Linked DNA regions of Homo sapiens: region 2 is linked to region 1. The links are chromatin loops, found by intact Hi-C in ENCODE. Cell type or tissue: PC-3. All regions are shown on one strand. Links, peaks and the distances in the headings refer to the core of each region. The heading gives the core; the rest is flanking DNA.

Region 1 (8,344 bases), core at 189-8,188:
TTAAATAAAAGAATTCCTGAAACAGGCCAGTAGGTTAATACTTTACACAAAGTCATCCAGAGCAAATATTCTCATACAAATATAGTTGTCATAAGAGGCTCCAAGTGCCTCTTAATACCATACACATATTCAGTCAGCTACTGAAGGGAAGAGAGAATGATTAGAAAGTATGAAGGAAGGAGGCTTGGAGTGGAGAGAAAGGAGAACAATTTGCAAAGACAAAGAAATTTTAAGCCAGATTTAGATAAGAGTACTAGAGCTGGTTTGAATTAGAGGGGAATAAGCTGTGTAAGTTGCCTTCTTTCTTTTACTTCACCTGCAGTTCCTTTGGGAAGCTCTTTGCTGAGCCAGGATTAGAGAAATTTTATTCCTATAACTGTAACTTGTTTTGACCAGCTTGCCCCACCAGTTGAGAGCTATAGTTTGAAGAATTCTCAAGCAAAGAGACTTTACCTGGTTGATGAGTTCAGAATTCAGATAAAGCCTTGAAAGTGGGAATGAGTCATTGTTGGTGCCTGATGGCTATAATTCTCGAAGGTAATCGGGTTTAAAAGCAGTTTTTTTGGTGAATGATGTCATCCTCCATAAAAGCAGATTTTAATTTCTTTTAAGATACCAGTGGAAGTTGTGACCCAGAAATGCCCCAATGAGACCTTACAGATGGCTATTTTCCTGTGCTGTTTGGCATATGTTCATGAAAACCACAGGGGAAAATTGGCTTTGACATGCTTGTGCTTTAAGGTATATGCTGCAGTACCTTGTAAAGGTTCATTTTATTGCCAAATATAACATTCAGTTACCAACTGGAAGTGTAAAAGTTCATATTTTCTTTTTTCTGTTTTTTTTTTTTTAACTTTTAAGACATTATATTTACTAAGATTCTGGCGATAGCTTTATGTAACAAGACACAGCATACCAGGCTTGCTACTCAACTTGTTTATGGTAAGTCTCAGCCTCAATATGAAGCTGTATTTTTTTTAAAAATCAAAACCCTGCTTTTTATATGCTCAATATCTTGGCAAGTGTGCCATTAAACACAGCAGTGAACTTAAGACAGCAAGAGAAAGGAGTTAACAAAAGCTAAACATTGCAGCCTAAACAAACTTCATACAAAAAATAAAGGAACTATCACTGGTTACATGGAATTTTCCTGACTAATTAAAACTTTATGGTATGAAACATGCACTTTAGAATATTTAGTTTTCAAGTTCAAAAAGTACCAGTGTACCAGTGTCTATTTGAAACCATTTCTCTCCAAAGCCAAAGTGTCATCAAAATTAATTCAAATGACCCAGCATATTCTAATGCTAAAAAATATTCAGTATTATTGAAGTGGAGGTAAATCCCAGGGGTTTTGGGGCTTTCTCATGCTGCAAAAGGGCTGTTTCTCTGGTTCATTCAAAGAAGCGTATGACAAAATCCAAGGATGTCCCTAAGCTCAGTAAAAGGCAAGACTCCTGGCACCCAGCTCTGACCTCTCCATAAAGCCTGGCTACTCTTTCCTCAAATACAGGAAGTGTGAGGATCAAAGGCATGTTGTTCTCCTAGCTTAAAGAGACAGCAAAGCACCTCCTCCCTGCATCCTAAAAAGCACCTTTCCCAGGTAAATAAAAGTCTACACGGGGAAAAAATTAAAATACACTGATCTACAGAGTACGGATTTTGAAATGTCAATGTAATCCTTACTTCAAAAATTTTAACTACTTTAAAATTTTTAACATCTGGCCGTTTCTGATTCCACCTTAAAGATGTATTCAAGTTGGATTTCTGTTGATTTATCATTGTACACTTCTAGTCAAAAATATTAATTTTATTCCCAAATATTGTAACCACTAGTGCTACTGCAATGTATTATCTCCCAGAGTTATCAAGCACTGGAAGAGAAAAGAATAGATAAGCAGCAGGCAACATTTACGGCCCTTGCACACAGCGGCATTTGAATAGCTACTGGGTAGTCTGGGGATAATTCTTTTTTTTTTTTTGAGATGGAGTCTTGCTCTTTTGCCCAGTCTGGAGTGCAGTGGCACCATCTCAGTTCACTGCAACCTCTGCCTCCCGGGTTCAAGTGATTCTCCTGCCTCAGCCTTCCAACTAGCTGGGATTACAGGCACCAGCCACCAGGCCCAGCTAATTTTTGTATTTTTAGTAGAGACGGGGTTTCACCCTGTTGGTCAGGCTGGTCTCAAACTCTTGACTTCAGGTGATTCACACGCCTTGGCCTCCCAAAGTGCTGGGATTACAGGCGTGAGCCACTGCGTCTGGCCAGTCCAAGGATAATTCTAAAAACAAGAAAATTCATGCATTATAGTAAATATGTTGTAATTTTCACAGTTGAAATTTCCTTAGACATTGTACTTTCTCTATAAGGGAATCCTGATTTTTCTTAATATTATGATGAGTCAGGACTTGAACTAGCAGCCTTCTTTCTCTTCTTACTGTTTTTCTCATGCTCCTTTTTCCTTTTTTTGTGTTGTTTTTTCTCATTCTTCACTGCTTTTCTTCTTTTTTGCTCTTATCTCCTCAATATACTCTGATTCTGACAAGGACTCAGGTGATAAAGATTTATCTTCAGAATATGGGTTTCTTTTTGCTGAGTCGTTTAATAGCCTTTTTCTTTCTCAGTTGGGTCCTTCTTTTTCTTTAAAAAGAAGTCTTTCTTCCTTATTGTCTTTCTATCCTTACTGTCTGATTCAGTTTCTGACATGGAGCTTTCAGAAGATTTATGTGAATGGTTCTTTTTCTTTCTCCCTTTTCCATGTTTCTTATCCTCATCCTCAGAATCAGAAGAACTGCTGGAAGAATCAGAGCATGATGAAGACGATGAATACCTACCAGATTTATTCTTTTTCTTTTTTTTTCTCTTTTTTTGGATAAGCTCTTACTTTCACTTAACAATTTCTTCCTGTGTTTTTCTAGTTTTTTCTTCAAATTCATACAAAGCCTTGGCGCCTTTTTCTTTTTCTTTTCTAGTTGCTCTTGCACTTCTTCCCAGATAGGCCTTGGTTGACGGAGAGAATCCTGGATTGTTGGCCCTTAAGACTGGATTGGACCCCTTGATCTGGCCATTGCTGTTGGATTCACATAGGCTACCCGATGGTCCTGCTTCTCCTTGGTGCCCGAGTGAGCGCACAGTCACTCATCAAGGGACACGGTCACCCACCAAGGGAAACCTGGCTCGGGAGGCAGCTGAAGTAGGCCTGCCGCAGGTCCTTCTGCACTAAAAGTTCGTATTTTCATGAAAATCTTACCAATGTGTTTAGCAGGCTTGCTTGTTTCATTTTCCCCCCATTAGTCAGTGCCTACTTGGTTTACCACTAGAGGGCATTGTTGGCAGTGATATCAAGAGAAAGCATACTACAGCATTTTGCCAAAAAATTTTGTGCAATCTTTTTCAATTTTCATTTCAGCCAGTAAATAAAAACATACATTTAAAAGCTACTTCATTTAATATTTTATTTTTATATTTTATGCATCCCAAATACTGAGCTTCTAGGCTTTTTGTGTGTATTAATTTAATAAAAGAGAAATCATTGTAAACTTTGGTTCCAGTTTTCCAACAAACGCTAAATCTAGAATCTGTCAGTTTTCCCCCTGCAATGTAATACACTCTCACACATCCTTTCTTGGAATGTTATCGAGCACTTGGAGACTCATTATTTTTTATTTCCCAAAAGAGTGAAACTATTCTATTTTCCATATCATGGCTTTCCTGATATTTGTCAGAGGATCTCAAACTAGCAAGGGACCTTCAGTTTATCTAGTTCAACTATTTATAATAGACAGAATTTCTTCTACACAGTGATGAAGGGCTGTCTAAACCTCAAAATGATAAGAGAAGCGTTTTCCATTTTGGAACAACTGTATTATTTATTGGAAAGTTCATCAGGTGAAGGCAGAAGTTTGCCTCTTTGAAATGTATTGTATCAGATAAGATCTTTTAGTTGCAGATAACAGGAACCAAATCAAGCTTGCTTATGAAAAAGGGGGGTAGATTAATTATTAGAAAATAGAGGTGTCCGGGGCCTTTTGGGGGGTGGGGGGCAAGGGGAGGGAGAGCATTAGGACAAATAATGCATGTGGGGCTTAAAACCTAGATGACGGGTTGATGGGTACAGCAAACCACCATGGCACATTATGCCTACATAAAAAACCTGCACATTCTGCACATGTATCCCAGAACTTGAAGAAGAAAAAGAAAACAGAGGTGTCTTGTGGGCTGTGGGTAACTGGACACCTGAGATCTGTCGGTACTCAATCTCTCTCAGTCTGCTGCATCTGCTTCCTTCTATGTAATTACTTCATTCATTTCTCTCTGCACATCAGGATTTTCTGCTTCTCGCATCCCCATGGTGAAATATGCCATTTGAATGATAAAAATGACAAATAACTTTTGTTACCTAGCTGGAGTAGGCTGTTTCAGCATTCTATGAAGCTGGCCACCTCGGGATGGTGCAGTATGTGATTTGATCTGTCGTTCCCAGGGTCACAGGCCCACTCTCACACTGCCTTCATGGTGAAGTAGGTCTCTTGGTTGGATGCTTTGTTGTGTGGGTTTCCAGGTCTGTGGATGAGGCACTCCATAAGCCCTTGGTAATGGTGCTGGCTAAGGCTGTGCAGGCAGGAAAGGAAAACACACGCTTAGGACAGGTATCTGTCCCTGTGAGGATGAACGGCTGACTGGTCTTTCCAGGATGGAAGGGTTCCATGTGGTCAACTTGCTACTAAGTGGCTGGTTGATTCCCTCAAGGAATATGCCATATTGAAGATTCAATGTTTATTTCTTCGGATGTTCAGAGGTAACAGTAGGTAGACAGGCATTGGTAAGTGAGGTTCATGCTGTCAGGCTCACACATAGCCTCCATTTCTGCCACCATGTCCAGCCTGTTCATGTGTTCATCATGCCTGCTCTGGGTGACCAATGACAAAGACTAGTTAATGTCAAGAGGCTGAGTCATCTCATTTTACTTGGTTGTTCAGTGCTTTTTCCATGGTAGATGCTTTCTGGTGGGTATCCACATGTAAGACACAAGTCTTGACACTTTATACATTCACCCATTTGTCTACCCACATGGCTTTTCCTCAGACTCCTTGTCTCTGATCTTCCAGTCCTTTTCCTTCCAGTTCCCCGCCTGCACAACTAGGCCATTGGCCATTTCCTAGGAATTTATATATATTTTCACCTTGGGTCATTTCTCCTTCTATCCAAAGTGGATGACCAGTTATACTGCTCATAGATCTGCCATTGGGAAGATTTCCTCTTTACTCTCTTTCCCTGAATGTGGTTGTAATGAAGCCACTGTCTATTTTTTGGTTTTCATCCATATACTGAGCCAATCCATCCATAAACCAAGCTTTGGCTTCTTTCTTTCTTTTATCTGGTCATACAGGACCCCTCTGGCCCACCCTCCCTCATTCCCACCCAAATATGTTCATAAGTGCAAGAGTTGGGGGCATTGACTGGTATAGCTGTGCTTGGTGATATGGGGTCTTGGTTTCCTACTCATGAAACTTACTCAAGCCTTCCAGCCCTGTTCAGGTCTAATCCCACATATATCAGCACTCTCTTGCAATGGACTGCTACTAGCAGGACTGGAAGGCATGAGTAAGCATCATGTGGCTTTATGGTTTAGTGGATCCTACAGAATTCAGTGCATAATAAGCATTTCCAGATGGTCATTTGGTCTCTCGTGGTCAATTGTTCCATCACTTCTAGGACCCAAACACACCAAAAATAAGAGCTGTTTTTCAAAGTGCACATAATTTGATGTTGATGGCATGGTTTTGCTCCATAATCTCAGGGGTCTGAGTTGTGATTCTTTCACTTGAGCTTGCCAAACACTCTTTACTACATATTTTCCCACCACATGACACCTCTTACCATGGGGCCTGTTGAATCATATGGACCAAGTGACAGGGCTGATTGCACTGTGGCCTGGTCCTGCTTTGACACCTTTTCCTGCTCAAGGCCCCACTCAAAGCTGGAAGCTTCCCATATCACCTGATACATGGGCTGTAGAAATATTACCAGGCATGAAATGTATTACCTCCAGAGCTCAAGGAAGCTGACAAGTGGTGGCCTTTCTTTGTGGTAGGAGATGGAGACGCAAGATGCAGCAATTTGTCTTTAGTTTGGAAGAGCTAACCCTACACACCACTCACCTACTGGACTCCCCAAAACTTCACTGAAGTAGCTAGTCATGAATCTTCACAGGTTTTATCTCTCATCTCTTGAAATACATGTCAGTGATAATAAAAAATATAGATTTGCCCCTTGTCCCTGGTTTCTGACACAGGTCTTCTAAAATTCTTGGAATTTCCTTAGTGATAGGGGTAATAGAATCATCTTTTGGTATTCATAACAAATATCTTTCAACCATACCTGAGTTTATGCTAGCAGAGTGACTCTTGATGGGCCCCTAAATAGCTTCAGGAGGGGAGCTATTTGCCAGAGGAGTCGACCATTGTAATTAGTGGGTTGAAACTTTCAACTTCACCTCTGAACCTCCAGGGAGGAGAAAGAAACTAGAGATTGAGTTTAATCATGACCAATGGTTTAATCAATCATGCCTACATAGTTGAACCTCCATCATAAACCCTAAATGATAGGATTCAGAGAGCTTCTGGATTGACGAACACATCCAGGCGCTGGGATAGTGGTCCTCCCAGAGAGGGCATGGAAGCTCTACATTCCTTCTCCCATACCTTGCCCTTTGCATCTTTTCCATTTGGCTGTTGCTAAATTGTATCCTTTATAGTAAAGCAGTAAGTAAACTGTTTTCCGAAGTTCTGTGAGGCCTTGTAGCAAATTAACAAACCTGAGGTGGGGATTGTGGGAGCCCCATTTTGTAGCCACGTCAGACAGAAGTATGTGTTCACTGGAGACCCAATACTTACAACTGGAGTCTAAAGTAAGAGCATCCTTGTGGGACTGAGTCCTTAAATCTGTGGGGCCCAACTCGAATCCCACATAGTTAGTGCCAGAATTGGATTGAATCATAGGACACTCAATTGGTGTCAGAGGATTGGAGAGTTGCAGACTTTTTTGGTTAAGGAAAAGACCCTACACATTGATATCATAAGTGTTGTAAGTAAAAACAGCACAGAATGTCTTACCAAGGCCACCAGTATACTAGCTACCTCCTGCTTGACCTGTCCAAAGCATATGATGTCATGATGTAGTAGATGAGTGTGATATTCTATGTGATGTCCAGGTGGTCCAGACCTTTTAGGACCATATAGTAGTTCCTTATTATCCGTAGGAAATATGTTCCAAGATTCTCAGTGTGTGCGTGAAACTGTGGATTGTAGTGAACCCCATACATACTATGCATGAGTTTCTTTTTCCTTCTCAATTTAACAGATAGAAGATTCATTCTAACCATAGGTCTTAACAACCTCAGCATATGAGAACTTTTAGTTTCAACTTAAAGGAAGCAATTTACAGCTTTTCTTTGGCATATCGAATTGCCAGCATCACTACTCTTGCATTTTGAGGCCATTATTAAGTGAAATAAGGGGTATTTGAGGAAGCACTGTAATACTGTGACAGTCGATCTGATAACAGAGATGGCTGCTAAGTGACTAATGGGTGGGTAGTGTACACAGTGGAGAGATGCTGGACAAAGGGAGGATTCACGTCCAGGGTGGGCTAGAGCAGGACAGCTTGAGATTTCATTCTGCTACTCAGAATGGCATGCAGTTTAAAACTTTGGGCGAGGGCACCACACTAAACGTGTTCTTGATCCTGTCTGGGTACTCTTCCTGCATCTTGCTGATGAGGAAAGTACCCATCCCAGACCCAGTCCCCCGATCCAAAGAGTGAGCCATCTGGAAACCCTGTAGGCAGTCACAGCTCTCAGCTTGGATTGTTTATTTCCTGAATTTTCCACGTAATACGTTCATACCATGGTTGACCATGGATAACCGAAACTGTGGAAAGCAAAACCACAGATAAGGTGGGACTACTGTATTGTGAACAAGGGCAGAAGAATTCACGTAACATAAAGGCAAAAATATAGGAGAATATTACCCTCTATCCCATGTGAATGTGAAAGATTTATTATCCTGTTTTCTATTAGGGATGGAAAAAAGCACATGTGCCAAGTCAGTGAGCACATACCACGTACCTGAGGTTTAATTAATCCAGTCATGTTACCTCTTCCAGCACCACAGCTACAATTCAAGTACTTCTTGGTTAAATCTACAGTAGGCTATAGTCAGTCTCAAGGATCTATCTGGCTTCTGAAGGAATGAGATTGCTTGCTTATGTGGAGAAATAAGGGGTCATTATCCTTGCATTCATTAGGTCTTTAATAGTATCCTAATCTCTCTCATTCCTCCTGGG
Region 2 (8,344 bases), core at 210-8,209, 230 kb after region 1:
CAAAAAAAAAAAAAAAATGCTTATTAATAGCTCACTTTCTCTAATAGATATTGAAAGTAATCACAGTGGTTTATTTTCCTTGGAACATAATGTTTGGTAAATTATTACTTATAATACTTTATTATTACATTGATAAATTATTATTTTACTCTAAAAATTTAGAGGAATTAGACATAATAAAAAATAAAATAAAAATTTATTATTTTGCCACCCCAAAATAACTTACATTAATAACATTTAGTATGTTTAATTTACTTGTTTTTTCTCAGTGTATATAAAACATGCTTAAAAAAAGTAAAAGCTGCAAAAGCCATATTGCTTTGCATCCGCCTCCTTTCATTTGATAAAAGTTAGTCATTTTCCATTTTCCCACAGCAGGCACAATATAAAAGCAAATAATTAAAATAGAACTCCTTATATTTTAAATTAAAATTAATAACAAACATGTGCACTGTTCCTTCTAAAATGTATTTTTTCAAACCACCCAGCTATTATTAAGCTCTGATGCAATAAACAGAATTGCCTGAAGCTGTACTCTGAAGTACAAAAAGAGGATGATCTTCAGGTCTTGGTGAATCTTACTAAGGTTCTATTAACCTAGTCTTTCCACTTCAGTTGTGGCTTGTCCTTTTGTCAAGGAGGCTCCAGTTTAAGGAAGTGGCACAGAGTGGTTCATCCCATCCTGTCCCATCATTTCTTTCAGCAATTCACATGTGCAGCTATCTTCTCTATCCCCCAATACAACAGTGCCTCAAAGCTTCTTTGAACCCTTGTTTTTAATTTATCTCAGGTCAGAGCCCCAATCAAAATTACCACTAGCATCACCAATGCGTTGGCTCTGGCTCATATCATTATAGCCTCTCCTTTGCTCTATTCATTTTCAGGAGTCATTTTATTTCATGCTTTTTTTGTTAGTTTATTTATTTTTAAAGCAAAAGTTTTGAAACTCTTTAGAGTGATGAAATGATTCCACTGTTTCTTACGAGCTATAAAAACATCTTCAGTTTACTAAAGAAATATTTTATTGTGTTATTTTACTTTTTAAAACAATCACTTAAATTATTTCAATAAACTTGTAATTTAAAAAATTGAACATAAGTTTGTGGCTTAAAAATAATAGAGCAAGGTTTTTGTTTTCCTTTGCACTTTTAAATTTCATATGAATTTGGCATATAAGACAGAAACTAAAATACTTTGTCTTATTATGGTGGTCACCAACCACCATTTTTCTGGGACTATACTACTTTAGTGGCCATTTCAGTGGAACTGAATGTCTCTTGTCCTGGGGAAACCCCTCAGTCCCAAGAAAACCAGAATGGTTGGTATTGCTCAGTCAGATAAGCTACATTTACCAAGCTACTAACATTCATGATGTTAGTTGGCATTGTCTAGAACGTGAACAATAGTTTAAACAAATCATACTTTTACCCACTTCATGGTCTGTCAAGTGTGACAATAGTCTATTGTGGTCATTCTGGGAAACATTTTCAGCCCTCTCCATTTCTTACAAAAATATATGATCTCAAAAATGTCTGCGAATTGCCAAAAAGTCCATACGTTGATGCATACATAAATAGCAATTTGACAAACTTGCAAATGCTTCATTTTCCACTGCCCTTTTGCTTCCGGCTACTGGTAGTTCTGAACTGAGTGAAAGTCTGGATAATTCCAAACTTTATGTCTTTCAGATGTGATTTTTTTCCCCCAAAATTTTTAGCAGTGTGTGCTAAAACTAACATTTTCCTATGGTTCTCCAGAGCTGCTGCTCTGCACCAATACAATGCAGCTAACAAGAGGTTTTATGGAGAATGTTCTGTTTGGCAGTGCTGTAATTGAAGGACACCTGCCAGTCTTTTGCCTATCAGTAGGTAAGATTCTGCCCCTGGGAAGTGTGTGCTTGTGTGCTCTCTCTCTCTCTCTCTCTCTCTCTCTCTCTCTCTCTCTCTCTCTCTCTCTCTCATTTTAACAGATGTTGCTAGCAATCTGTCCTCAAGTCATATTTTGTTGGTATGAAAATTCGTTACTGTTTTCACACAGGGCACAGAAAACATTTCATAACATCTGGGAAATAAATGTTTTTATGATTTAACAACAATGAAAAAATACCGACATCTCCTTTTCAGCTCATGCTAGTTTATAACTCACACCCAGGCAACTCCGGTGTGTTAATGCTTATTACTGGAGTGTCTGAGCACCTGGAAAATAGAAGCTCATTGTTTTCGGTAAATGTCTCTCATATTCCACAATGTATAACAGTTTCATATCCCTGAACTTAATTTCATTGTAGACTTGGAAAGTGCTGTCACATTTTTATCCCGATAAAAATAGCAAAGAGCAACTTTTGAAATCTCATTTACTAGATACAGGTTTGAATTTAAACGGAGACCTCAGTTTGAATGGTGACTCACATAATTACTGGGGGACCATATTTTAGTTTTAGAAAATATTTCACGTGAAGAGCTATATCATCACTCAGAGATTTTGGAATTTGTTGTGTACCTCAGATTAAAGAGCCACAACCTTAATGCCCCAATATAAAAGTCATAAGATAGTTAGAATGTTGTTTCAGAATACTGTTTAAAAAAAAAAAACCCACAAAACTCTGCAGAGTTGCATTGTATACAGCTAGATTCCTTAAAATTTGTCAGTTTATAAATATTATTTAAGGATTGTATTGACTCCATATGACTTTTAAGGGACTGCATTTTCCCTGGAATGTCAGTTGTAGATAAATAAAGAAGGATTTTGTAAAATGTCAGGTTGGAAAAATAAAGGCAATGTGGCCTCATTTAGTCATCTAGACTTTGTAATCAGTTAGACGTGGGTATAAGATTCACCTCCACCACTGACTAATTGGTCCACCTTGGAAAAGTTGCTAAATCTCTTCAAGCACTGATTTTTGTCATCTTAAATGCTCTTATGAGAATTAAATGAGATAATGTATAAAAGGGAGTGTCTAACACAATCTCTGACATGTGTTGAGCACTCAGTAAATGAAATATGCTATTATTAGTATCATTAAACACTGGAGGCATGGTTGAGCACAATGGAGGCAATATTCTTAAAGCCATTTCATGCTCCATAGAATCCTCAAAGAATGAGCCTCCCAATTTATGCCATTTGACAGCCCTGCCAGACTTCCAGGTATATCCCAAATGGCATTTTTTTTTTTCAAGAAAACTTCTTTGGTCCCCTCACCTAAATGTGAACATTCACTCTCTTAAATGCCCAAAGTATTGATCATTTGCCACATTAAGTACATAGAGGCACTGGTGTTTAGAGATCTTTGTGTTGACGGTTCTCCTTGGGTTAGGGGTTCTGTTTCACACAGTTTAGCTTTCCCCATTGTCTAAGCTCCTGATATCTGATAGGAAAGTAAAAGAGAACACAGACAACTAAAATTATTGTGTATAATATGTGCAGCAAAAGTAGTAAAACGAAGCTGTTAATATTAAGAGTAGGGAGAGATGATGGCTTGTCATTGGGTAATAAGGAGAGATTGGTTTGGAGGGAGTAGCTTTTAAGTGATTTTAAGGGCCGGAAGGGCTCAAGAGGGCTTTGCAGCGGAAAAAAATGGAGCAAAAGCAACTTCATGAAGAAACCAGTGAACCACAAAGAGTGAGTCTGTTTGATTGAAGCATGTTGAGTGTGTGACTGGTAGAAGACAATTCTGGAAAGGTAGATGTGGCACAGTTGCAGAGAACAGGAAAGGACAGGCAAAGGAGACTGGATTTTATCTGGAGGCCAATAAGGAGTTGCCTAAGCTTTGAGAGAAGGAAGTGACACAGAGAAGGGTGTCAGGTGTTTCCATGACAGCCTTTCAACACTGGACTCATCAACACTCAGATACATTTGCTGACTATCGCCAAAATACCTGCCCCCTATCTGCCCTTTAAAGACAGCTAACCATAACACATACCAAGCCTTGCAAGTATGTAAAGCAAGCAGTAAACTATAGGTCTTGTTTCTGTAATAGAAAGTTAAGTATAGTAGATGGTTAGGAGCCTGGGTTTGGGAAGCAATAGACTTGGGATTCAAATCTTAGCTCTGCCAATGACTAAAGAGTGACCACAACAAATTACTTAACCACTCTCTCACCTATAAAATTTGGTAGTTATCCTATTAACTCACTGGGTCATTGTGAGGTTTAAATGCCATGCATGTGAAGCACTTAGTACCTGATCCATAGAAACTGCTCACAGGACTCTATGACTCATGATTCCTCCCTCTCATCTCTTTGATTCTGGTTCTCTATGGCCTCCAGCGTTTGATACTGATTTCTGTTCTGCATCATGTTTAAAAGTCTGATTGGGCTTCTTTATCATCAGGGACATCTCAGGAAAAGATGATCCACTCAAAGGGCTTAATCCTGAAGAGAGTATCATAAAGGAACTACTTACAGAGATACAGACTGGGTGAAGAAGGCAAGGGATGGCAGAGCATCAATGAATGAGAAATCATGATCATTCTTAGGTGTAAAGGTGTTATTGGAGCTAGAGCTGCAGATGCCCTGTGGCCTTAGAGGAATGCAGCCAGCCTAGAACTCCAAGAGGCAGGAAGGGAGCAGTGTGTGTACAGGGGATAAACATAATCTCTTTCTCCTCCTTCCCTCTAAAGTTTTGCCACATTCATATGGCACAGAGAAAAGTGCAAGTGAGTTAACAGAAACCCCTGATGCCTCTAAAATGATGTGGTATTCATCACATCCACTCACACTCCAAGGGTCAAAGCAAGTTACACGGCCATGCCCAGAGTAAACGAGGCAGGAGATATGATCTCCTTATGGTAAAAGGAGATTGAATAATTCTGAAAAATAGTACAATCTATCACCATAGGATGTTACAACTCTGACCGATTGGAAAGAACAGAATCTTTGGAGTCAGAAAGGCTTGAGTTTGAATTTTGGTATCACCAGCTTCCTAGCTTTGTGGCCACAGAGAAGTTAGAACTCCCTGAGCCTCAATCTCTTAAAATGTAAAAACCTGCCTCACAGGATTGTGTGAATATTAAATATACCAGTACAACGCCCGAAAAATACTATGATATGTGCTTGGTAAATACCAACCTTGGCCTCTTCTTCAAGGATTAACCAGAATGTAATTATCCCAAAGGGAGAAGTCAGGGAATACAAGCCACATGTAAACACATTTTTTTTCCCTAATTTTCCTAATAAAACTAAGGTAGAGTCCCAAATGCCTAATGCTTTTATATACTATATCTCTTTGAACAGTGTAGTAATAAATCACTTAGAGTGAAGGAAGTATAGTATTACTCTTCTGAATAGGATCATTAAATGCAATCAATATCAGAGTAGAATTACTTTATAATTACCTTTATAAATTGATGATTCACTTTAACACCTATTCTTGGCTTATGAAAATGTTATCATAAAGCTATAATAATTATAGTTAGAAAACTGGCCAAATCAAACAGTGAATTATACTCTGTCCTTGGATTGTTTAGACTTCCCTTATGACTGGCCCAGATTATTTTAAAAGTTATTGTCGATTTTTAGCTCATAGTATCTATCTCTTTTAAAATAACAATTATTAGTTGTTACTTTTTATTACGTAAAAAATAACTGTATCTCATACACACACAGACACACACACAAATGAAACAGTACATTTTAATCAAAATAACTAAAAAGTCAAGTCACTCCAAACTAATCAGACAGAGTAAATTCAGTCAATGTTTTAGTATGTATTCTTTCATTTTTTTCCCCTGAATTGATAGGTGGTAGAATGTATGTGTGTATACATACACACAGACATGTATACATATGTATATGTTTATATTGCTGTGTATTTACATATACTTTAACAAAATGGGGTTATATATTTTATTTTATTATTACTATTTTTTTGAGACAGAGTCTCATTCTGTCGCCCAGGCTGTAGTGCAGTGGTGTGATCTCGGCTCACTGCAGCTTGTGCTTCCCAGGTTCAAGCAATTCTCATGCCTCAGCCTCCCGAGTAACTGGGATAACAGGCACACACCACCAACCCTGGCTAAATTTTTTTTGTATTTTTAGAAGAGACGGGGTTTCACCATGTTGGACAGGCTGGTCTCAAACTCTTGACCTTTGGTGATCTGCCTGCCTCGGCCTCCCAAAGTGCTGGGATTACAGGCATGAGCCACCATGCCCAGCATATATTTTATTTTATTGCCTGCTTTTTCATTTAGTTATATACATATATGCCCTTGTTTTAATGATTACATTTATGGTTTCTATGCATATTTTTCAATGAGTACCTTATTATTGGATGTTTGGATTATTTGTCAGTTTTCTATTATTCAGTCTCTTAAACGTAGTTTTCACTAGTCAATATATATGCACTAGAGGAAGCCAGGCCATGGGAATTGTTGTCTGGGACACTAGCTGGATTTTGGCCCTATTCACCCCTACTCACTTCTGTGATCAGATCCCATCCTTGGCAGCTCTGTTCTTAAATGTCTAAATGTATACTAGAAACGTTAAAGAACAATACACATAGAATCTCTCTCAGAATGAATAAGCCTTTTTTGAAATTTCTAGTCATTTTATAGTATCAACAGCTGCCAGATAGTATTTAAAAGTATTTACGTCTTGGTACCATTAACTGCCTTTGCCAAGATTTGTCTTTATTAACTAAGTTCTCTGTGAAAGGGCGTCAAAAATGGCTAAAGTGTTATTGGCTTTACAGGTCACGGATGCATAGAGCATCTTGTGTCCAGTGTTATCACAAAGATGCCTATGGCTAAAAAAACTCAGGTGCAGTCTTTTTTACCCCCTGAAACAAAAATTTTAAAAGCAGCCTTATGTTCTGATTCTTCTTTTGCTTCAGATCAAGGAAATGATTGCTTATAAAGTCCCCAAGAACTACCAATAATGACTCTCAAATGCCCTGAATTGTCATTGTTATAAAAACATGGCTCCTTTTATGGGTGAAACAATTACATATTATTTATTTTTTTCTACATACAAGGAATTAAATGGAAGTCTCCATCTGCATCGGTTAAGAGCTCCCTTTGGAGAGATGGGGAGGCCAATTACCCAGGAGCCATGGAGGCTGATCTTTAGCCTGGCTCCCCTGGTCCCAGCCTTCCATTGTCTCCTGGGATCCTACTGCAGCTCTTTTGATGAATGTGCTGTTGTTGATCTCCTCAGAGAGACGCTGTTAAAGGAAAGGGAAGATTATTTGCAAGTGAGTAGAAGAACGATCCAACAAAAGAATGAAATGAAGTAATTAGTTTCCTGCTATACATAAGCACCCTCACTGCTTTAGAATCTTCAGGCAGTAGTGATTGAGGAAAATAATGACCTTCCCCATGCAAGGCAGAGTCACCTGCAGCCACTGACCAATCACAGGTAAGGCCACCCTCTTTTTTTTTTTGTGATAGAGTCTCACTCTTGTCGCCCAGGCTGGAGTGCAGTGGTGCGATCTTGGCTCACTGCAACCTCCGCCTCCCGGGTTCAAGCGATTCTCCTGCTTCAGCCTCCTGAGTAGCTGGGATTACAGGTACCCGCCAACATACCCAGCTAATTTTTGTACTTTTAGTAGAGATGGGGTTTCACCATTTTGGCCAGGCTGGTCTCGAACTCCTGACCTCAGGTGATCCACCTGGCTCAGGTTCCCAAAGTACCAGGATTACAGGCACGAGCCACCGCATCCAGCCAAGGCCACCCTCTTCTTTACCACAGGAAGAATGGGAGGTTGGGTAACCACAAATTTGTCCTAGTATATTTTTTATCTTATTAAAATCTTTTAAAATGGGGACCACTATTTGACTGACTGGGAGGGCTATGTAAACTAACAATTCCTCAGGGAACTAATTTTTTTTTAATGTGCTATGTATTTTTAAAAGTAGAAAGGTAAGAGATTTGTGGGACAAGATTAGTTGATTAATAATTTTTACTATATGTAAAAGGTACTGTTGTGGCCTAGTACAGCGGGTGTCCAGTTTGGGCTTCCCCGGGCTACATTGGAAGAAGAATTGTCTTGGGCTACAAATAAAATACACTAACACTAATGGTAACTGATGAGAAAAAAAAAAAAAACTACAAAAGTCTCATAATGTTAACAAATTTGTGTTGGGCCACATTCAAAGCCATCTTGGGCTGCATGCAGCCCACGGGCCACGGGTTAGAGAAGCTTGGCCTAGAATAAAGCTCAAAGAAAGTCTAGAAACCTCACCATTATGCTAATCTGGAGAGCCTGAGGTCTGCTATGAATTTCAAAGCTATAAGGAAAGCCTTCTTAAACCTCATCTATGCTGTATCATTTTGGACCAAGGAGGGATATCATGGGTTGTCTACCTCTTAGATAAATGATTTGGACAATTTGACATTGTAGACAATTTG

Evidence for each region. Peaks named below come from ENCODE experiments on the same cell type or tissue, not always from the same donor. Only the 100,000 strongest peaks of a DNase experiment are listed, where the experiment ranks them.
Region 2: it touches region 1 in a loop (4-fold over the local background); 4 of 110 quality-filtered maps call a loop at or near these places.

Annotation. Positions count from the first base shown.
Region 1 is chr12:25,433,193-25,441,536 of GRCh38, forward strand. It overlaps the pseudogene FAM133GP and the pseudogene TUBB4BP1. Among named protein-coding and RNA genes, the nearest start is that of LMNTD1, 120 kb to the right of the region's middle. In PC-3, for the core only: a CTCF peak has its summit at 3,297 (motif pointing right); a DNase peak (open chromatin) is centred at 3,309; H3K4me3 peaks cover 804 bases.
Region 2 is chr12:25,666,712-25,675,055 of GRCh38, forward strand. No RefSeq gene overlaps it. Among named protein-coding and RNA genes, the nearest start is that of LMNTD1, 120 kb to the left of the region's middle. In PC-3, for the core only: no CTCF peak of the experiment used is centred there; a DNase peak (open chromatin) is centred at 4,150; H3K27ac peaks cover 1,513 bases.